2 separate regions of the Homo sapiens genome follow, and region 2 is linked to region 1. Evidence: chromatin loops called from intact Hi-C (ENCODE). Cell type or tissue: PC-9. All regions are shown on one strand. Each heading gives the region's core, and the rest is flanking DNA. Links, peaks and the distances in the headings are about the cores only.

Region 1 (11,054 bases), core at 1,869-9,868:
AAAATTGTACAGTTCTGGCCTGGCGCGGTGGCTCACCCATGTAATCCCAGCACTTTGGGAGGCCAAGGCAGGCAGATCACTTGAGGTCAGAAGTTCGTGACTAGCCTGGCCAACATGGTGAAACCCTGTCTCTACTAAAAATGCAAAAATTAGCAGAGCGTGGTGGTGGGTGCCTGTAGTCCCAGCTACTCAGGAGGCCGAGGCATGAGAATCTCTTGAACCCAGGAGGCAGAAGTTACAGTGAGCCGAGATCACACCACTGCACTCCAGCCTGGGTGACAATATGAGACTCCATCTCAAAAAAAACCCAAAAAACAAAAAACAAAACAAAACAAAAAAAAGTTATGTGGCATTAAATACAATCACATTATTGTACAACCATTAAGTAAAATCAATTTTTAAAGTAGTTTTACTGATGATCAAACTTTGTATCAGATAGTTAAGTAATTTGACTATTAGTTGGTAGCAGAGATAATATTGAGCTCCATGTTTGTCTGACTTCAAATTCTGCGCTCATTTTCTATAGCATGTAGTCCTGCAACCTTTTGGAGGGAGATGAGATTCAAACAAGTGAAACAGGCTGGGCATAGTGGCTCATGCCTGTCATCCCAGCACTTTGGGAGGTCAAGGTGGGAGGAATCCCTTGAGGCCAGGAGTTTGAGACCAGCCTGGGCAACATAGCAAGACCTTGTCTCTCAAAAAAAGAAAAATCAGCTGGGTGAGGCATGGTGGCTGACGCCTGTAATCCCAGCACTTTGGGAGGCCGAGGTGGGCAGATTACGAGGTCAGCAGATCGAGGCCATCCTGGCTAACACGGTGAAACCCTCTCTCTACTAAAAATACAAAAAATTAGCTGGGCGTGGTGGCGGGCGCCTGTAGTCCAAGCTACTCAGGAGGCTGAGGCAGGAGAATGGTATGAACCCAGGAGGCGGAGGTTGCAGCGAGCAGAGATCGCACCACTGCACTCCAGCCTGGACAAGAGAGCAAGACTCCATCTCAAAAAAAAAAAAAAAAATCAGCCCGGCATTGTAGGGCATCCCTATAGTCCCAGCTACTCAGGAGGCTGAGGTAGGAGGATCACTTGAGCCCAGGAGTTCAAGGCTACAGTGAGCTATGATCATGCCACTGCTCTCCAGCCTAGGCAACAGAGCATGACTCTGTCTCTAAAATCCTTTTTTTTTTTGAGACGAAGTCTTGCTCTGTTGCCCAGGCTGGAGTGCAGTGGTCTGATCTCGGCTCACTGTAACCTCCACCTCCCGGGTTCAAGTGATTCTCCCGCCTCAGCCTCCTGAGTAGCTGGGATTACAAGTGCCTGCCACCATGTCCAGCTAATTTTTGTATTTTTAGTAGAGACGGGTTTTTGCCATGTTGGCCAGGCAGGTCTTGAACTCTGACCTCAGGTGATCCACCCACCTCAGCCTCCCAAAGTGCTGGGATTACAGGTGTAAGCCACTGTGCCCAGCCTGTGTCTAAAAAACTTAAAATTAAAAAAAAAAAGTAAAAATAAAATTTACATTAAAAAAATTTAAAAATTGACGTAATAAAATCACAGACTGTGTTAAATGCTAGGAAGGAAATAGAATGATGTGATGGTTACTAGATTGAAGGCATAAGAGATTACTTATGATGGGATTGCACAGAAGGCCACTTTGTGGAAATGACCTTTGAGCTGAAACCTTTGAGGGGAAAATATAAAGGCTTTGAAGTGAGAAGGAACGTGGCATGTTAGAGTCAAAAAAAAAAAAAAAAGAAAAAAAAAAGAAAAGGTCAGCTGAGCAAAGTGTGTAAGGGGCAAAGTGATAAGAGTCGAAGTTGGAGAAGTAGGCAGGCGCCAGATTATGCGACACTTTGTGGACCACAGTAAGGAGGATGCTAACCAGACTCTCACAAGGCCAGAGCATTAGAGATATACAGAGGAGGTACAAAGAATCTCAAAGTGGGGAAGAATGGCATAGTAAGAGGGTGAGTGTGACACTGAGAATGTCACATTTCTGAGAATGACTTTCATTTTAGTAATACTTACATTTAGGGACATTGTTAACCTGTGGATGCAATCAATGACAGGTGACTACTACACAGTAGTTTGTGATCCCTATAATATAGAGTCTCAGTATTATGTAATGAAGATGGCCTCCCAAAGTGCTGGAATTACAGGTGGTGAGCTAGATTTTATTATCCCTGTTTTGTAGATGAGAAAACCAAAGATCAGAGAAATTAAGAAACATGTTAAAGTCATCAGCTACTAAGTGGCTAGCCTAGTTGAAGGCAAATATTGGATTTTCCTTCCTTTGCCCTGGAGATGCCATGGGAAAATCTCATAAATCTCTCTCTCTCTCTCTCTTTTTTTTGAGACAGAGTCCCACTCTGTCACCCAGGCTGGAGTGCAGTGGGGTGATCTTGGCTCACTGCAACCTCCACTTCCTGGGTTCAAGAAATTCTCCTGCCTCAGCCTCCTGACTAGCTGGGATTACAGGCACACACCACCATGCCTGGCTAATTTTTTTGTACTTTCAGTAGAGACGGGGTTTTGCCATGTTGGCCAGGCTGGTCTCAAACTCCTGACCTCGTGATCCGCCCGCCTCAGCCTCCCAAAGTGCTGAGATTACAGGCATGAACCACTGCACCTGGCCCCTAAATCTCTTTTATGCCATTTATAATGATTGAAAGTCCAGTCTAGCCTAAAGCAAAACTTTAATTTCATATCTAACTTAAAGCTTTTCCCCTGTCTCTAAGTCTCAGGCAGTTGAAAATTTGTGTTTGGTCTGCAGTTTCACTCTTTTCATTCTCCACCCTCTCACTCTGCTGTTTCTGGGTTTCCTCCAGGGTGGAGGAGGTTTTGGTGAAAGCAGAGAAGTAGGAGGAATTAAAAGAGGTCAAGGTCTCTTCTCTTACATGACTGATGACGTCAGAGGCAGAGACCCAGGTGCTGGTTCTTTCTCGTTGGGAGCATTTATGTATTCTTGTGTTCTTTGGAGGATCTACCTGTGGATCTCAAGACTCCCATCAGTGACTGCCTCCTGAAGTCCACACTTCCATCAACTTATTTCTGGGTCTCCTTACACTAGCATACGGTCCTACTGAATAGGTTCCTTTAAGAAGGTCCCGGATGATCTACCTTTTCAGCATCCTCTTGGCTCATAAGAACCTTGCCATGTCAAACACAGGGAGTGGAAGCTACCCTATTGTTGCCTTTTCTCCCTGTCCTATTGTAGAGTGTGCCAGCCAGCTTCCCTAATTCAGAATTCTGCAGGCTAGAAGTGGGTGCCCATCTTCATGAATGTGCACACATGCCAAACTCCTCAAGAGACATGTCTAGTTCATCTCAAAACTTTCACCATGATGATCACACAGGGATGGGCTCATAAGTTTCCACAGTCAGCAAGACTCACTAGCTTGGGAGAAAGATCTGGCAGACACTCCTAGTCTTTTACAGTGGGGGTCCCCAACCCTGGGCCAAGGACCACTACTGGTCAGTGGCCTGTTAGGAATCAGGCCTCACAGCAGGAGGTGAGCGGCTGGGGAGCCAGCATTACTGCCTGAGCTCCGCCCCCTGTCAGATCAGCTGCAGCATTATATTCTCATAGGAGGCAAACCCTATTGTGAACTGAGCATGCCAGGGATTTAGGTTGCCTGCTCCTTATGAGAATCTAATGCCTGATGATCTGAGGTGGAACGGTTTCATCCCAAAACCATCCCCCCTCCTCACATCCGTGGAAAAATTGTCTTCCACAAAACTGGTCCCTGGTGCCAAAAATGTTGGGGTCCACTGTTTTATGGTACTCCCTCTTTGTAGTGAGGCCAGCACTCTATCCTCTCCTATGATTTCTTCTAAAGCCTCCCACCTCAGCCTCCCAAGTAGCTGAGACTACAGGCGTGCGCCACCATGCCCGGATAATTTTTGTATTTTTAGTAGAGTCGGGGGTCTATGTTGCCCAGGCTAGTCTCAAACTCCTGGGCTCAAGCGATATGCCCACCTCGCCCTCCCAAAGTGCTGGGATTACAGGCATGAGCCACCGCGCCTTGCTAGAAGCCATTTAATCCAACTCTCCATCAAAGTCATGAATCCTGTTTACAACAACCTGATGAGATGTCAACTACTTTTCACGTGAACACACCCAGGAATTAGGAAGGCATTCCCTAACCGGCAGCTCTTATCTCTCCCAATCACGATTTGAGCTTCACCAAATAACTCAAACCCCTGTTTCCTCACATATTAAAGGGGAGTAAATATCTGCTTTACAGAACATTGTTGGGAGAATAAAAGGAGATAGAGGAATATAAATGGCCTAATCCACTTACAGAGGAGGGTGTGCAATGTTAGTCCCCTTTTTGCCTCCTTTTATGGGACAGCACATTCCATTTTTGGATCGTCATCACCTAGAGAAAGGTCTTCCTTAATACTGAATTGTCTTTGTATCCTTTTAGCACCTTTCTTAAGTTTAACCCTAAGTGGTCTCATAGAATGTCATTTTTCCGTCCACACGACGTCTTCACTGATATCTGTGACTTTAGTTGAAGGGGCTGAAGATATTGGGAAGAATAATTCAATTTTTTCCTTCCTCCGTCCCTCCCTCCCTCCCTTCCTTCCTTCCTTTTTTTTTTTTTTTCTTTGAGCTGGGGAGCTGGGTGAGGCTTCTGTGGATTCCCAAGAGGTATTTGTGGCGTGAATGGAGCAAAGGTGATGTTTCACTTCATCACGTCCAGCACTGTCCCAAGGTTAAATGGGCGCGTGAGGACAGTTTTCTCCGGTCCTGGCGGGTTTGCCCACCTGCCGGCCAGCGTTCTGCGGGAGTCAAGCCTGGAAAGCGTGTGTGCGGCGCACAGGCGTCAGACACTGGAACGCATTCGAATGGTGCTATTCTTTGCCACATAGCGAGCACTTTATAAGGTCACTTATCGTCCCGAATGAATGGTTAAATCGTGGAAGCCGCAAAGAAAGCCACGCAGCTTTGACTCAATACCTAGCCCAGTACTCAGGAACCCCTCTCAGGGGTGCGCGAGCGGGGCCGGAATCAAGAAGCCTCTTTTGGGGTGGGCGGGGACCGATCTAGAGCTCCCACTGCGGGGCACCGCCTCTTTTCCTCGCCGGCCGCCCGCTAGGAGGCGCTGGGGAGCTTGCAGCCCACCTGCGAGGCGGTCCCGCTCTCCCCACCCCTCAGCCCGCGCCCGGCGGAGAGACTACAACTCCCGGAGTGCTCTGGGAACGGAGCCACGGGAGCTACAGGCGGAGGGACCCGAGGGCGGGCTTTCCGGGTGTGTGTTTCCGGCGTCGGCGGCCGCGGCCGGGGACGGTGTGAGAGCGGTAAGATGGCGGCGGCGGCGGTGGTGGAGTTCCAGAGAGCCCAGTCTCTACTCAGCACCGACCGGGAGGCCTCCATCGACATCCTCCACTCCATCGGTAAAGGTCGCCGCGCCGCCTCCCCGGCCCCGCCGGCCCAGCTCGGCTTATGTCGGTCGGCGGCAGCGGAGAGGGGCCCGGCTAGCCGGCTCTGATGCTGCTGACTCACTGTGTGAGGGGGGCCGGGCCGGGGGCGCAGGCCGCTCGGAGCTCCCCAGAGCCTCCCAGGTCTCACTCTTGTGGGAGGGCTTGAGGCAATCCCCGGGTCCCCTCGCCGGCTGCTGACTCACGGGGGGCTCAGCGTAGGGTGGGAGAGTGGGCCGAGCCGGGCCCCCGGGGATCCCTCCCTAGCCATGTCCCCGGCTCTGGCCCGCACGAGCTGGTCTGGGACCCGGAGCAGTGCCGGCCGGCGTGCTTGTCACGGACTGGTCCTAGAGTCTCTACTTGAAAGGCCTTGGCGAAACCAGCTCTGGACAGGCATTTCCCGCCGTTGTAATCAGCACAGCCTGCTCCGGGTGGGAGCGCGAGCGCTTGCTCTTCTCTGGGAGTTTCCTTCCACGGGACGCTGGGAGCTGCTACTCCTCAGCCCCACGGCAGAAAGCTCCACTAAGAGGAGGGTCTCTTTCAGAATGTGGGAAATTCAGGGGTGACACACACCTCAGATTGGCATTTGGTTTGTGGAGGTGGCCGAGACGCTCATCTGCTCTGTGTAGGGTGTAAGAGTGAGGTGTTGGAGCGGGACCGCCTGGCTAGAGGAGGTGACTAATCTTTCCAGACTGCCTGTAGGGGTTGGAAGTGAGTTAAGGGAGTTAGTTGTCAGCCGCGGAGTTCAGGGAATTCTTTGGAACGGGTCGGCTGCATGTTGCCGGAAAAATTAAAATTTCTTAACGCTGTAATAACGATGGTCTTACACCTACACACAACAGGAAAACTGAAATGGGAATCCCAGCCAGTCGCTTCCGGCAGCTTTCTGTTGGGATTCAAGTGTGAACAGAAATTTATTACGACAGAAGAAGACGTTAATGTTCACTCATAAAGGATTCAATTAGGGCTTGGACTAGCTCTTCACTGCACATGTAATGGCATCTTTGTAGTGTAGTTTGGGAAGATCTGAATTGGCTCAACAAGTAGTATGAGAATGCACCTGTATGTGGGACTTGCAAGATGTTGGCATTTGACTTAGTGTGTTGAATTTTGGTATTCCAGACCTGCACGGAGAAAGGACAATGACAAGATCTTGATACTTTATCATTGGGGATACTAGAGAAGGAGAGGAAGTGGGCGTCAAGGTGTATCTTTGAATGATATTGGTAAAAGGTGTTTCATTTTAAAAGTTCTGATCTTAGGTCAGTTACTTCTACGGAACCAGAGTCATCTCAATCACCGTTACATGGATATTTTATTCTGAGTACACACTATTATTTAGAACTAATGTGAGGAGCATGAATTTTAATAGTCTGTGTCTAGTGTCTAATATTTTTTCTTTCATAAAGTAGAAATTACGTCAAATATTACAATTAGAGTATTTCCTGTTGGCCCACTATTCTAGGGGAGAGTTCCCTGAAAGCTTCACTGTTAGAGCAAGCTTGAGTCATGGTGGTTGACGGCCTTACTTTTTCTGGACTCCATCATGGTTTTTGTCAAGTCATGATGCTTTGTAAGAGTAGTAGTAACTAGTGATGATCACTACAAACTTGGAGAGGCTATTCCATGTTTGAATGTTAAAATAGTTATTAACTGTTGAAAATAGGACAGATAGCACAAAGTTATTTTAACAGACCTCAATGCATTAAAAAGCAGCAGTCTCCCCTAAGTGTAGCTGTGCAGGATCTGGGGCTTTGATAGAGTTGTTTTTCTTGAATGGCTTTATAGACCTGCTTATCCCTAACACACCCATCAGCTGAGGCTTTGCACAGACCTAAAGTTTATTGAAACGCTTTTGACTTACAGGCATCAGTAACTTGGTCAATTGATTTTAGTTTGTGGCATAAACGCACAGGCATGTTTAATATCTTCCCATAAAATAGTGACTGGAACAGATCTTGGCACCATAAGTATGAAGGATTTGTTTTGTTTTAATTTCACTTTAACCAAGTGACCACAACAGAAACTTAGTGTATGTAGGTAAGCAAAATTCTGCTGGGTAGAATGAAAAGGCACATTTAAAATCAAAGAGAAGAATCCTTTTTTTATGATTTACATGGAGCATATTCTACGTATATATGATCTTTTTTTTTTCCTGGCTTAGAGTTTTTTTTTTTTTTTTAACTCTAGAATTTGTCTTTTGGTAAATATGTTTGAGTTTGTAATGGATCTTATGAGGGTGAAATTTCCCTCAGTCTTCATTTTTTGGTCAGAATTTTAAGAGGGTTTGCATTTTCCTCTCCCAGTGAAGCGTGACATTCAGGAAAACGATGAAGAGGCAGTGCAAGTCAAAGAGCAGAGCATCCTGGAACTGGGATCTCTCCTGGCAAAGACTGGACAAGCTGCAGGTAAGTGCTACACATGGATTGTATCTGAAATGCTCAGTGAAATTCCTGTCTTTTGTTGGAGTGAAGAATCATGGGACTGATCCACAAACTGAATTCAGCTTTATTTTCTTGGCAACTTGTTGAGCTTCAGTTTTTTAGCAGGCAATTAAGTGGCCTTTAAACTCACTTCTTTCCTGGTAGTTTAGTTTTGCAAATGAGAGACAATCTTATTTTTGTTGGGATATAGTGATTTCTGATTTGTTTCTGGTTTTTGAATTCTCACTGTATTCCCTTACATAGAGGCAGCAACAGTCTTCAATAATTTCACTGAGCAACTCTGATGTATTTAAGATAGATAACAACTTTAAGCGCCTGATTTAAAAATGACAAAGGATTTTGTATCCAAGTGACTCACTGTCATTTTTTTTTGATAGATTCAGAATGAGAATGAATAAGACATTAAATGGAGCCTTCCCAAGACTTCTGCATTCATACCTAGGACTTTGTGCACATCATTGCTCAAACATTCTAGTTGTAATTGAACCATTGACTGATTAGATTTGACATAATATTCTGATGATGGGTGTGTCCTTGGAATGAGAAGGGAGTCCTTTTGATCAGGAAGGACCTTTTACCAGTAAAGTGGTAATAGTATTTAGAGAGAAGTCTGTTTAAACTTAAATGGGTGATTTTTGTCAAGTTTAAAGTGAATTTAGAGCTTATTTGATTAGATTGGATTAAGATCTGGTAAGTGACCTCATGAATTATTTTCCCTAAAATTATGTTGTTCAAGAGAATGATGGGGGTTAGTTAGCACAACTTCTTCAACTTGAGAACTAAAGATTTTTTTTTTCTTTTTCTTTTTTTTTTTTTGAGACGGGGTCTTGCTGTGTCACCCGGGTTGGAGTGCAGTGGTGCGATCTTGGCTCACTGCAACCTCCGCCTCCTGGGTTCAAGCGATTCTCCTTCCTCAGCCTCCGGAATAGCTGGAATTACAGGCACGCGCCACCAAGCCTGGCTAATTTTTGTATTTTTAATAGAGACGAGGTTTCACTGTGTTGATCAGGCTGGTCTTGAACTCCTGACCTCATGGTCCACCCACCTCGGCCTCCGAAAGTGCTGGGATTCCAGGTGTGAGCCATTGTGCCCGGCCAGTGATTTTTTTCAATTAAAGATAACTAACTTATTAATTATTAGGCTCAGTCTATAGAGCTGAATAAAGATGTATGAAATTGTGAGGATGTGTTTACATGGGCCTTATATCTTACTTAAAACATCATTAAGTAGCTATAAAAAGAACCATCCATAATGGTTTTTGAGTGCTATGAACTTTTTTTTTTTTAATTATTATTATTTTTGAGACAGAGTTTTGCTCTTGTTGCCCAGGCTGGAGTGCAAATGGTGCGATCTCGGCTCACTGCAACCTCTGCCTCCCAGGTTCAAGCGATTCTACTATCTCAGCCTCCCGAGTAGCTGGGATTGCCAGCATGCGCCACTATGCCCGGCTAATTTTGTATTTTTTTTTTTAGTAGAGGCGAGGTTTCACCATGTTGGTCAGGCTGGTCTTGAACTCCTGACCTCAGGTGATCTACCTGCCTTGGCCTCCCAAAATGATGGGATTACAGGTGTGAGCCACTGCACCTGGCCAAGTGGTTACTCTTCTAAACACATACATGGTTTAACTTAATTGAATCCTCGAAACAACTTGAAGTAGGTTTTGTTACCATTTTACACATGAGGATACTGAGCACAGAAAAGTTAAATAACTTAACAAAGCTCATTCAACTAATAACTGGTAGACCTAGGATTTGAGCTCATGTAGTCTTACTTCAGAGCCCATATAGCCACATGACATCATGGTTATTGCTTTCCTATAACTGTCTACTTAAATGAATTATCATTGGTGGGTGGTGTCTTTTCATCTTAGGCTGACTTCCTTCCTATTTAACATACATAAGGATTCCACTTGTCTGTCAGTTAATTTGAGCTTGGGGGGTTCCAAAACAGTTTTGATAATTACTCCATGCAAAATATAATAAGGTAATTTTTCTGAATTATAAAGCCAACTGAAGTGATGTGAAAATTTTTTTTGTTGTTAGCCAGGCGTGATGGCTCATGCCTGTAATCCCAGCACTTTGGTAGGCTGAGGTAGGAGGATCCCTTGAGCCCAGGAATTTGAGACCAGCTCTGGCAACATAATGAGACCCTGTCTCTACAAAAAATAGAAAAATTAGCTGGGTGTGGTGTTATGTGCCTGTAGTCCCAGCTACTCTGGAGGCTGAGGTGGGAGGATTGCTTGAGCCGAGGAGGTTGAGGCTGTAGTGAGCTATGGTCACACTGCCGTGCTCTAGCCTGGGTGACAGAGCAAGACCCTGTCTCAAAAAAAGATTTTTTTGTTGTTGAAATATCCAAATTTCTACTTTCCTCCAGTGGCATGAATTAAGAACAGTGTGTGGTATATAGTCAATACTTAAGTAATTTTCATCCAAAAATGTTACTGTTTTGCTTGAAATTCCTATTTTATATGTATTCTCCCCTTATTTCTTGCCCTTCCTGCCTTGTGACCTGAGAAGTTTAGAAGTGTACTGCTAAAGCTATTGGAATTTAATAGATGAATTATAAGAACTTTCAAAAACATTTCCATGTTACTTATTGTTTTCTAAGAAAGTTTGATGAGTATAGGTATACACAATGGGAACTCTAAGGAAGTGTTGAGGCCTACATATATTTAGCTGTCTTTGCTATTAATGATATGTTTGTATTGTTTGCTCCTGAGAACAGAAAATATGTCTGTTCCATTAATGTTCAGTTTTTTTATGCATTTAATAAATGCATAGCATTGTGCTAAGTATTCTACTCAAAAATTTAAGATAGGATCCCTGGCCAACAAAAATCACTTGGGGATTACCAAATAAAACAATGTCTGATGTGTAATTGTGATTGCAAGTAGTGTTAGTAGTGTTGAGCATCATCAGACATGATGCCTTGGCTCAGGATTTCATAGCCTAAAACTTCTAAAAGGAATCTGTTGAGTTCTGTGAGGTCCTGCCTCAGGCTCCCAAGTGGCTGGAACTACAGGCGCCCACCACCACCCCCGGTTAATTTCTGTATTTTTAGTAGAGGCGGAGTTTCATCATGTTGTCCAGGCTGATCTTGGGCTCCTGACCTCAAATGATCCACCCACCTCAGCCTTTCAAAGTGTTGTGATTATAGGCATGAGCCACTGTGCCTGGCCTTTTTTTTTT
Region 2 (11,054 bases), core at 1,903-9,902, 190 kb before region 1:
AGGGTTTTGCTATGTTGGCCAGGCTGGTCTTGAACTCCTGACCTCAAGCGATCCGCCCGCCTCGGCCTCCCAAAGTGCTGGGATTATAGGGGTGAGCCACCGCACGCAGCCTCCGGCTAATGTTTGTATTTTTTAGTAGACAGGGTTTCACCATGTTGCCCAGGCTGAGCTGTGGGTCTTTCATAGATGTCTTTTATCAGATTAAACCAATTCTCTTCCTAGTTTGTTGAGTGTTTTATTTATAATGAAGCAACATTGGATTTTATCAAGTGCTTTTTTTCATTTACTGAAATGATCATTTGTTTTTTGTCCTTTATTCCATTCATACAGTGTGTGTATTACATTGATTTTTGTATGATGAACCAATCTTGCATTTCTGGGAAAATCCCATTTGGTCATGGTATATACTCCTTTTTATATATTGTTAGATTCAGTTTGCTTGTATTTTGTTGAGGATGTTTGCATCTATAGCATAAGGTGTATCATTGTGTAGTTTTCTTTTTTTTTTTTTTTTTTTTTTTGAGACGGAGTCTCGTTCTGTCGCCCAGGCGGGAGTGCTGTGGCGCGATCTCCGCTCACTGCAAGCTCCGCCTTCCGGGTTCACGCCATTCTCCTGCCTCAGCCTCCCAAGTAGCTGGGACTACAGGCGCCCGCCACTGCGCCCGGCTAATTTTTTGTATTTTTAGTAGAGACGGGGTTTCACCGTGTTAGCCAGGATGGTCTCGATCTCCTGACCTCGTGATCCGCCCGCCTCGGCCTCCCAAAGTGCTGGGATTACAGGCGTGAGCCACCGCGCCCGGCCGGTGTAGTTTTCTTGTGATGTCTCTGTCTAGTTTTGTTATCCAAGTAACACTTTTCTTTTTTTTTCTGAGATGGAGTCTCACTCTATCTCCCAGGCTGGAGTGCAGTGGCGTGATCTTGGCTCACTGCAAGCTCCACCTCCCTGGTTCACACCATTCTCCTGCCTCAGCCTCCTGAGTAGCTGGGACTACAGGCGCCTGCCACCACACCCGGCTAATTTTTCGTATTTTTAGTAGAGACAGCGTTTCACTGTGTTAGCCAGGATGGTCTCCATCTCCTGACCTCGTGATCCACCTGCCTCGGCCTCCCAAGATGCTGGGATTACAGGTGTGAGCCACCGTGCCCGGCCCCAAGTAACACTTTTCATGGTAATACTGGCCTCACAGAATGAGTTGGGAAGTGTTCTCCCCTTTTCTATTTTTTGGAAGAATTTTTGAAGAGATTGATGTTCCTATTCTGTCTTGAGCCACTCCTCCCAGCTTGTTACCTCCCCTACCATACCGAAACTGCTCTTGTAAAGGTCTCCAATGTCCTCCACATTGCCAAATTCAACAATCAGTTCTCAGCCATCGTCTTACCACTCAGCAAGAGCATCTGATCTCAGCCATCGTCTTACCCTCAGCAACAGCATCTGATCTCAGCCATTATCTTACCCTCAGCAACAGCATCTGACACATTTCCTTTCTCCTCGGAACACTGTCTGCTTCTGGCCTCCACAATCTCCTGGTTTTCTTTCTGCCTCACTGGCCACTATTTTCCGGGCTTCTTTGCTGGATTGTCTTCCTCTATCAGATATCTTAATGGTGAAGAGACACAGGGCTGAGTCCTTGACACCTTTTTTCTGTCTTTTCTCAGATTTTTTGTAATTTTATTTCTCTCCTAAATTTAAACACCAACTATATGCTGAAGCCTCCCAAATTTAGAGCCCAAATATGGTCTCTCTCTTTATCTTTAGATTTATATATCCTCTGCCTATTAGACACCTTACCTTGGATGCTGAATGTATATCTCAAACTTAACATGTCCAAAATTAAACTTTTGATCTATTCCACCAAAATCTGCTATGCCCACCATCTTCCCCATCATTATTAACCACAACTTTAGCTTTTCAGTTGATCAGTCCAAAAATATCCGAGTCATCCTTATTGGATACTTTCTTTCCCTCACTCCCTACAGTCATTCTATTAGCAAATCCTGTTGGGCCTACCTTCAAGATAATCAGAGAGTGGCCACCTCTCACCACCGTCATGATCCAATTATCTCCCTAATCTTTCTCTAGCTGGGATTGATGGACTAGGCTTCTACTGGTCTCCCTCCTTCCCCCTTTGCCCACCTTCAGGCTGTTCCTGGGACAGCAACCACCTCAGAGTTTCTGTCATAAATAAATGTTGAATTTTGTCAGATGATTTTCTGCATCTATTGAGATTATCGTATAGTTTTCCTTCTTCAGTCTGTTAATATGGTAAATAACATAGTTTTTGGTTCTGTTTTGTTTTAGATGGGATCCCTGCCTCCCAGGCTGGAGTGCAGTGGTGCAATCATGGCTCACTGCAGCCTTGATCTCGGCTCACTGCAGCCTCGATCACCCAGGCTAAAGCAATCCTCCCACCTCAATCTCCCAAGTAACTGGTACTATGGGCGTGTGCCACAACGCCTAGCTGACATTTTAGAAACAAAATCTCATTATAAGGTCTCATAATGTTGCCCAGGCTGGTCTCAAATTCCTGAGCTCAAGCAGTCTCCCTGCCTCAGCCTCCCAAAGTGCTAGGATTACAGGCATGAACCACCACGCCCAGCCAACATTGATTTACAAATGTTAAACCAACTTGCTGTGCTGAGATTAACCCCATTTGGTCACGATGTATTATCCTATTCATATATGTTAGAGGTGACTTGCCAACATTTTAAGAATGTCTGAACCTATGTTCATGAGGGATATTGGTCTGAAGTTTTCTTTTCTTAAAATGTCTCAAGTGTTTGTTGAGTGTATAAATGAGAGCCTGTTGGTCCAAGGGGGGTGGGTGGGAGAGTGTATTAAGAAGGAAAAAAATAGACTGGGTGCGGTGGCTCACGCCTGTAATCCTAGCACTTTGGGAGGCTGAGGCAAGCGGATCACCTGAGGTCGGGAGTTCGAGACCAGCCTGACTGACATGGAGAAACCCCCGTCTCTACTAAAAATACAAAATTAGCCAGGTGTGGTGGCGCATGTCTGTAATTCCAGCTACTCAGGAGGCTGAGGCAGGAGAATCGCTTGAACCTGGGAGGCGGAGGTTGCGATGAGCCTAGATCGCACCATTGCACTCCAGCCTAGGCAATAAGAGTGAAACTCCATCTCAAAAAAAAAAAAGAAGAAGAAGAAGGAAAAAAAATAGCACATTTATAGGGCTGTTTCCAAAGCCCTTTTCACATACCATTTAATTGTCATAACCAAGAGGTGTAGATATTACTATCATGCCCATTATAAGAGAACTAAGACTCAAGGAGTTTAAGGAACCTGTCCCAGACCTAGCTAACCAGAAGGACTGGGACTTGAACCCATGCCCTCTGTCTGCAGATGCCATGTTCGAGGTTAGTACCCAGTGAGTGAAGACCTTTAGGGACAGGCAGAAGGGCTCCTTTCAGCTTTGATTATGCTTGTGACCATTTCCCAAGGGAAGGAGCAGAGCTTCTGCCATGAACATGATACAAGTAATTCCATGTTTCTTACTTACAGCATCTTAAGAAAACTCCAGCATGGCAGAATGAGCACTCCACCTGCAGATGCCCAGGAGAGCCTGAGACTTATTTTTAGCCAGAATAGGAAAATGCCAAATATCTTCTAGGAGAGTTGGCAGCTGGAGGGCTGCTGATACAGCTGTGTTTATATAAGCTGGTGCAGAGGGGAGAATGGTGGTTGCAAAGGAGGCAGGAGGTGCTTAATCCACCTATACACTTGCTGAGGTTTTCTTGGGAAGTTCTGGTCAGGAGTTACTGCTCAGGAGAGAGCGTCATGCAGACAGTCTGGAGATTGCCAGGAGCATAGGTGCAACTGGCTTCCTTGAGTCAGAGCATTTGTCAAAGCCGCCCTTAAATGACCTGTCCACTGGTCGTTGGCCTCTTCCCACCCTATTATCCAGGGGTAAATAAAAGAACAGAAGCTCTTTCAAATGGTGCCATTTTATTTATTTTTTGAGACAGGGTCTCTGTCACCCAAGCTGGAGTTCAGTGGCGCCATCACGGCTCACTGCAGCCTCCATCTCCTGGGCTCAAGCAATCTTCCTGCCTCAGCCTCCTGAGTAGCTGGGACTAGAGGCCCACGCCCACCCCCCACCAGCTTTTTAAATTTTTTTGTAGAGGTGAGGTCTCCTTATATTGCCCAAGCTGGTCTCGAACATCCTAAGCTCAGGCGATCCTCCCACTTCTGCCTCTCAAAGTCCTGGGATTATGGGCATGAGCCACTGCACCTGACCCTCAAGTTTTAAAGCATAGAGGTTCACCCGATTCTGACCATACTTCTCAGATGTGCTTGGTGAAAGCAATCTATAACACCCCATCCTACAGAAGCTGTCAAATAGTTTTCTCACAGAGGCAGCAAAATAAGGCTTTTAAAGGTGTTACCTATGGGCTCTCAAAGAGAATTAAAGTAAAACGTACCTTAGTAAGGATTTTTTAAAATATTTTTTAAAATGTTCAAATAAAAACAAAAGTAGAGTAAATAGTATAATGATCTCTCATGTACATGTACCCACCACTGAACTTCAACACTTACTAACATGGTCAATCTGTTTCATTGTTCCCCCACCCATTTTGGAATTATGCTGAACAAAGCCCAGATAGCCCATTATTTCATCTGAAAATACTTCAGTGTGTACCTCTAAAGTATAAAGAATCTTAAAACAAAACAAAACAAAACCACAATACCATCTTCACACTTTAAAAATGAACTATTGGCCAAGCATGTTGGCTCATGCCTGTAATCCTGGCACTTTGGGAGGTGAAGGTAGGCAGATCGCTTAAGTTCAGGAGTTCAAGCTCAGGAGTTGCCTGGTCAACATGGCAAGACCCCATGTCGACAAATACAAAAATTAGCCAGGCATGGTGGTGCAGGCCTGTAGTGCCAGATACCCAGAAGGCTGAGGTAGGAGGATTGATTGAGCCTGGGATGTCGAGGCTGCAGTGAGACCTGATGGCACCATTGCACTCCAACCTTGGCGACAGAACAAGACCCTGTCTCAAAAAAACCACAATTCCTTAAGATCAAATATACAGTGTTTGGATCGCCCCAACTCTTTAAACAAGTCTTTTTTTTTCACTTGTTTTTTTTAAGTCAGGATCAAATATATATTGCTGACGAAACCAGGTGATTTGTCCTGTAGTTTCCTATGGTATGGATTTTCCTGATCATATACCTGTGGTGTCATTCAACATACTCTTCTAAATATATTTATTCATTAATGACCAATGTATTTCCTGTGAATTGGATCTAGAGACTTGAACAGATTCACGTTCAATTCTGTAGCAAAAATACTTAGGGGGTGCTGTATACTTCCATCAGAGGCAGCAAATATCTGGTTTCTTTCTGTGATGCTAGCCTATCATTATCGCCTAGACCCGCAAATTGACTGACAATTAATTTTAAGGAACAAATGTGGCTGCAATGGCTTTCTGAGTAATACGTGCAGAAAAACACGTCCTGTAAAGTGTATTGTTTGTTTGTTTTTTGTTTTCTAGGCATGAAAACAGCCCTGGAAGTCTGCCCTGGCGCCTGCACTGAGACTAATCCAGGTCACTTTAGGGAAACTGCCCAGCTCTGGCACCGCACTGTGTGTCTGTCAGCTCTGTGGGGTGCTATGGCCTCATTTTCCCACTAGAGGACACTGTGGCTCCAGGACTTCATGTGGCGCCCAGCCAGTCTTGCTACTCCAGCACCTCTAAGGAGGCAAAGCCTTTAGTGTGCATTTATTAGGTACCAACTGGGTGCTTTCTGTATCAAGCAGAGAAATAAAAGAGGTCAAACACAAGGTCCTGTGGCATTGTTTCCTGATGTAGTTTCTTTCTTTTTCTTTTTCTTTTTTTTTGAGATGGAGTCTTGGTCTTGTCGCCCAGGCAGGAGTGCAGTGGCGCCATCTCAGCTCACAGCAACAACTGCCTCCTGGGTTCAAGCGATTATCGTTACTCAGCCTCCCAAGTGGCCGGGATTACAGGCGCCCGCGACCACACCCGGCTGATATTAGTATTTTTAGTAGAGACGGGCTTTCCGCATGTTGCCCAGGCTGGTCTCGAACTCCTTACTTCAGGTGATCCACCCGCCTCGGCCTCTCAAAGTGCTGGGATTACAGGCGTGATCCACCACGTCTAGTCGTGTTTCCTGATGTAGTTTCTTTGCATTATTTTATTTTATGTATTTGTTTATTTTTTGAGACAAGGTCTTACTGTGTTACCCAGGCTGGAGTGCCGTGGTGCAAACACAGCTCACTACAGCCTTGAACTCCTGGGCTCAGACAATCCCCCCATCTCCACCTTCTGAGTAGCTGGGACTACAGGTGCCTGCCACTGTGCCCAGCTAATTTTTAAATTTTTTATTTGTCAGGATGGAGTATCACTATGTTGCCCAGGCTGGTCTCAAACTCCTGGGCTCAAATGATCCTCCCACCTCAGCCTCCCAAAGTGCTGGGATTACAGGCATGTATTTCCCTTTAGAAAACAACAGAGGTGCTTCTCCATCTGCTGGAAACCATTTTAGCCCCTGCTGTAGGATGGCTGCCTCCTGCAAATTCGGTTACCTAGTTGTTTTTTTTTTTTTTTTTTTTTCAGACAGGGTCTCACTCTGTCGCCCAAACTGGAGTGCAGTGGTGCAGTCTTGGCTCATTGCAACCTGTGCCTCCCAGGCTCAAGTGATTCTCCTGCCTCAGCCTCCCGAGTAGCTGGGACTACAGGCGCTCACCACTACGCCTGGCTAACTTTTGTATTTGTAGTAGAGACGGGGCTTCACCACATTGGCCAGGCTGGTCTCAAACTCCTGACCTCAAACTATCCACGCGCCTTGGCCTCCCAAAGTGCTGAGATTACAGGCATGAGCCACCGCACCCGGCCGTTGGATGTTTTTTTTTTAACTGCAATATTTGGGCTTTGGGGAGTGTGAATATATCCAAGAAAGATGCCAAAGTGTATTCATCTCTGAAATAATTTATTCATTTATTCAACTCCATGTATTGAGTATCCTGGGCGGGGAAGGAATGGGGAACGGATGCTTACTGAGAGCTACTCTGTGCCAAGTACTGTCCCATCCTTTTTACCTACATCCTCACAAGATGGGTAATATTAGCCTCATTTAAATCCAAGGAAACTGAGGCTCATTGAGGTTAACCAGCCTGCTGAAAGTTATCCTGCCAGATGCAAATGGAAGTCTAAATGGATAAATATGTATGTTTTCCACCAAATCCCTCAATGCCACACTGACAAGCATGGTACTAGGATGTAGAGAAAGTAAGATGATTATAGAGACATCCTTTCCTTAAGGAGGTCATCATATAACACAGAAGTTGCAATAAATGGACAATTATAGAACTTCTAATAGGTGGGCACCCTTTCAATAAGTAGCTGACCACGCACAGCCTCCCTCTGCTGCTATGACACTGTCCTTATGCAGAGGTAGGCACTGACCACCAAGAATAGGGCCTCTGCTTGTAGTGATGCCTTTGTGTTGACTGTCCACTCACCCTCACCCCATCACCCCCATGACCAAGGTTTCTGGGGGCAACAGCATGATTCAGGCTATAACCACCAATCCGCATGGAGAATGTAGCAAAGCCAAGACAGACATCTTCCCTACTGCTCAAAATCTCTAGTTTAGGCTGGGCGCAGTGGCTCATGCCTGGAATCCTGGCTTTGGGAGGCTGAAGCAGGTGGATCATTTGAGACCAGTTCAAGATCAGCCTGGCCAACATGGTAAATCCCCATCTCTACTAAAAATACAAAAAAATTAGCCAGATTTGGTAGTATGCTCCTGTAGTTCCAGCTACTTGGGAGGTTGAGGCAGGAGAATTGCTTGAACCTGGGAGGTGGAGATTGCAGGGAGCTGAGATTGCGCCACTGCACTCCAGCCTGAGTGACAGAGCGAGAGTCTGTCTCAAAAAAAAAAAAAAGTCTCTAGTTTAATGGAGGAAGACAAACACAGACATATGCAATACCAGGACAAAGCAATGAGTTCTTGAAAATTCTGTGATAATGCAGCAAATAATTTTAAATGCCCTTCCAGTTATTCATATTTTCTTTTCTTTTCTTTTCTTTTTTTTTTTTTTGAGACGGAGTCTCGCTCTGTCGCCCAGGGTGAAGTGCAGTGGCGCGATCTCGGCTCATTGCAAGCTCCGCCTCCCAGGTTCACGCCATTCTCCTGCCTCAGCCTCCCAAGTAGATGGGACTACAGGCGTCCGCCACCATGCCCGGCTAATTTTTTTTTTGTATTTTTAGTGGAGACGGGGTTTCACCGTGTTAGCCAGGATGGTCTCGATCTCCTGACCTCGTGATCTGCCCGCCTCTGCCTCCCAAAGTGCTGGGATTACAGGCGTGAGCCACCGCGCCCAGCCGGGTTATTCATATTTTCAAGCCCACTTAGCCTGTCCCAGCCTTGTCCCTACTGCCTCATAGTTCGGCCCTGGCAGCACAACTGAATTCATATTGTCAGAGCCCAAGCTGTGTTATTTACTAAAATCTGACCAGTTGCACTAAGGAGAAAATGACAGCTGGCAGCTGGGAGAATGGACTGGCTGGTGTAAGTTGGGAAAAAGAGACACAGGTGGCAGGTGTCTAAAGAAGCAGAGCTGTGGGTGTTTGGAGAGGCCCAATCCCAAATGCCACTTCAGCTTCAGGCAACCACAGCTTCAAGGTTCCGGGAAGGAAGGACAAGCGTGGGTGTGCTCCAGCCACCACCCTCCTCCAAGTGAGTCCTGGGATAATGAATGAGCGGTCAGCCAGAGTCTTTGCTCTCTGATGAAAGGACCTCCGCTGCAGACTGTCCCTCTGCAAATACGATTGTGCCCCAGGAACCATCTGGCAAATGTGCCAGTTCCTTCAGCATTTCTGTTATTTCCGTGACTTTTGGCCCCTTTTTTTCCTGGGATATAAATTGTTGCAGCAAGCCAAGCCAAGCCAGCAGAATGTTTACTGCCGCTTTGCAGGCCTTCTCTGAGCCTGGTTAACCCCATGGCTCACAGCCTATGAGGCTGCTCACAGCTAATGATGTCTTGGATGCATGCGTCTCCCCTCTGCCGTTCTTGTGTATTTTGGAGTATGCAGAGCCAGGCATGTGAGCTGCAGCCCAGAGCTACAGTGACCACATTGAGAAGCTGGGTTTGGGGGAAGTGCATTTCTGTTGCAGGATGTCCTTCACGGAGAAGGGACAGGTTGATTTCATCTCTCTGCAGATGACGTGGACAGCTCCCCAAGGAGCCACAACAGGCCACCCCAGCTGTAGGACAGATCACGTGCTTTGGCTGCACAGGGGAGGATGCCCAACAAACCGAGACGGCCCACGTCAGCCACTGGGCCCCATTTTGCACAGTGCCACGTTCCTCCTCTGACCTGGCCTGATGGTGGGCGAGGCTGAAGAGTTATGGGTCACCTTCAGACCCTTTGAGCCAGCCCCTCAGTTTCAGTCTGCTTCGCTGATTTTCATTCAGAGAACAGATACCGGCATGTGGAAGGGGAGACTTACTCAAGTCACTCATCTCCTTGGTGATGCACTTCATGGGCAGGGAAGCCATATGGAGCCGTCAACCATAAGTCCCCTCATCCCAACCCAGGGAGTACCAGATTGTTCTAAAGGGGGGGCAGAGGAAGCAGTCAATGCAAAGACTCCCCGAATGTCACTGTCAGCCTAACAGTGGACAAGTGGGCAGTTCCAATGCAGATTCACACCTTCCTGCCTTAGTACATGCAGTTCCTTCTGTCTTGAACACATCAGGCCCCATCCACCTGGTGAACTCCTACTCAATCTTTTAAGATCCAGCTCCAGCATCACCTACTTGGACGCCTTAATGCCACCACATCCTTTGCACCCATCTCTACTTGTACCTGTCACATTGCACCTGCAGTTGTTTTTAGCTAGCATGCCTTTTCCACCTGACTTCGAGTTCACTGAGGGCAGAGAACTATGTTTCACTAATCTCCAGGTCTAGAGACTTGGTCTGTAAACGTGTTTATCAGCAGTGTTTTGGAAGGGAAAATCAGGGATTATGGAATTTAGAGATGGATTCTCCTCCAGAAATCTCTTAGTCCCTCCCACTGGTTTCACAAAAGACAAAACTGAGATTAGGAAACTGCCTTCCCCAGGGCCACAAGGCTAAACAGTGACAGAGCTTGGACAAGAGCCTAGGTCTGCTGGCCCCTTGTCCTGCTCTCAGGTACTAAGAAATCAGATCCTGCCGGGCGCGGTGGCTCACGCCTGTAATCCCAGCACTTCGGGAGGCCAAGGCACGCAGATCACCTGAGGTTGGGAGTTCGAGACCAGCCTGACCAACATGGAGAAACCTCGTCTCTATTAAAAATACAAAATTAGCTGGGCATGGTGGCACATGCCTGTAATCCCAGCTACTCAGGAGGCTGAGGCAGGAGAATCACTTGAACCCGGGAGGAGGAGGATGCGGGAGGCAGAGGTTGCGGTGAGCTAAGATCGCGCCATTACACTCCAGCACCTGGGCAACAAGAGCAAAACTCTGTCTCAAAAAAGAAAAAGAAAAAGAAAAAGAAATCAGATCCTGAACTGTATTTCCCCTGCCAGCTGGGAAGGAGAGCTGACGGTAATGAACAGGCTTCTGGGCCCGCACAGGATGGAGAAGGGTTAGAGGGACACCAATTGAATTTAGAGCTGGAAGGGATGTCATAGATCATCTAGTCTGACCCCTGCATTTACAGATGGAAAAAAAAAATGGAGGCCCATGGGGGTGAGGTGTCTGCCCAAGGTCACACAGCAAGCTGGTGAGAGAACTAAGCTGAGAACGCAGGCCTCCTAATTCCTAGGGAAGTGCCCTTGCCCGACTGAATGAACCTCCCACCCCAGAAAGATGGATGACCAAGCCCCTCCCAACCGGCTGCTATCCGAAAAGCAGATCCCTGGAGTCCTTGACTCTTCCAGGCTTTGTCTTCTCTCTGCTGGTGGTGCAACACTTAAGTAGGGTGCATTCTGCATAAATAATAAAGAATGCTTCCTTTGCAGGGAGGAAGGCCGCATCTGGGCAGGCAGTGTGACAGATGGTATTTACAATGTGCACTGAGAA

What was found. Peaks named below come from ENCODE experiments on the same cell type or tissue, not always from the same donor. Only the 100,000 strongest peaks of a DNase experiment are listed, where the experiment ranks them.
Region 2: a loop joins it to region 1, with 5 times the contacts of the local background. A loop is called at or near these places in 13 of 110 quality-filtered maps.

Annotation. Positions count from the first base shown.
Region 1 is chr17:32,439,217-32,450,270 of GRCh38, forward strand. It overlaps PSMD11 (proteasome 26S subunit, non-ATPase 11), which reads left to right and starts at 5,294. Exons shown (of 14, transcript NM_002815.4): 1 at 5,294-5,398; 2 at 7,729-7,830. The coding sequence starts at 5,308. RefSeq lists a silencer at 5,014-5,183 and enhancers at 5,075-5,690, 5,304-5,383. In PC-9, for the core only: CTCF peaks have their summits at 5,088 (motif pointing right) and 5,289; DNase peaks (open chromatin) are centred at 5,175 and 6,085; H3K4me3 peaks cover 3,437 bases; H3K27ac peaks cover 2,077 bases.
Region 2 is chr17:32,247,574-32,258,627 of GRCh38, forward strand. It overlaps LOC124903979 (a long non-coding RNA gene), which reads left to right. Exons shown (of 2, transcript XR_007065709.1): 2 at 5,512-5,801. LOC105371731 (a long non-coding RNA gene) reads right to left here. Exons shown (of 3, transcript XR_934665.2): 3 at 10,461-11,054. Among named protein-coding and RNA genes, the nearest start is that of RHBDL3, 13 kb to the right of the region's middle. In PC-9, for the core only: CTCF peaks have their summits at 5,651 (motif pointing right) and 5,856; a DNase peak (open chromatin) is centred at 5,648.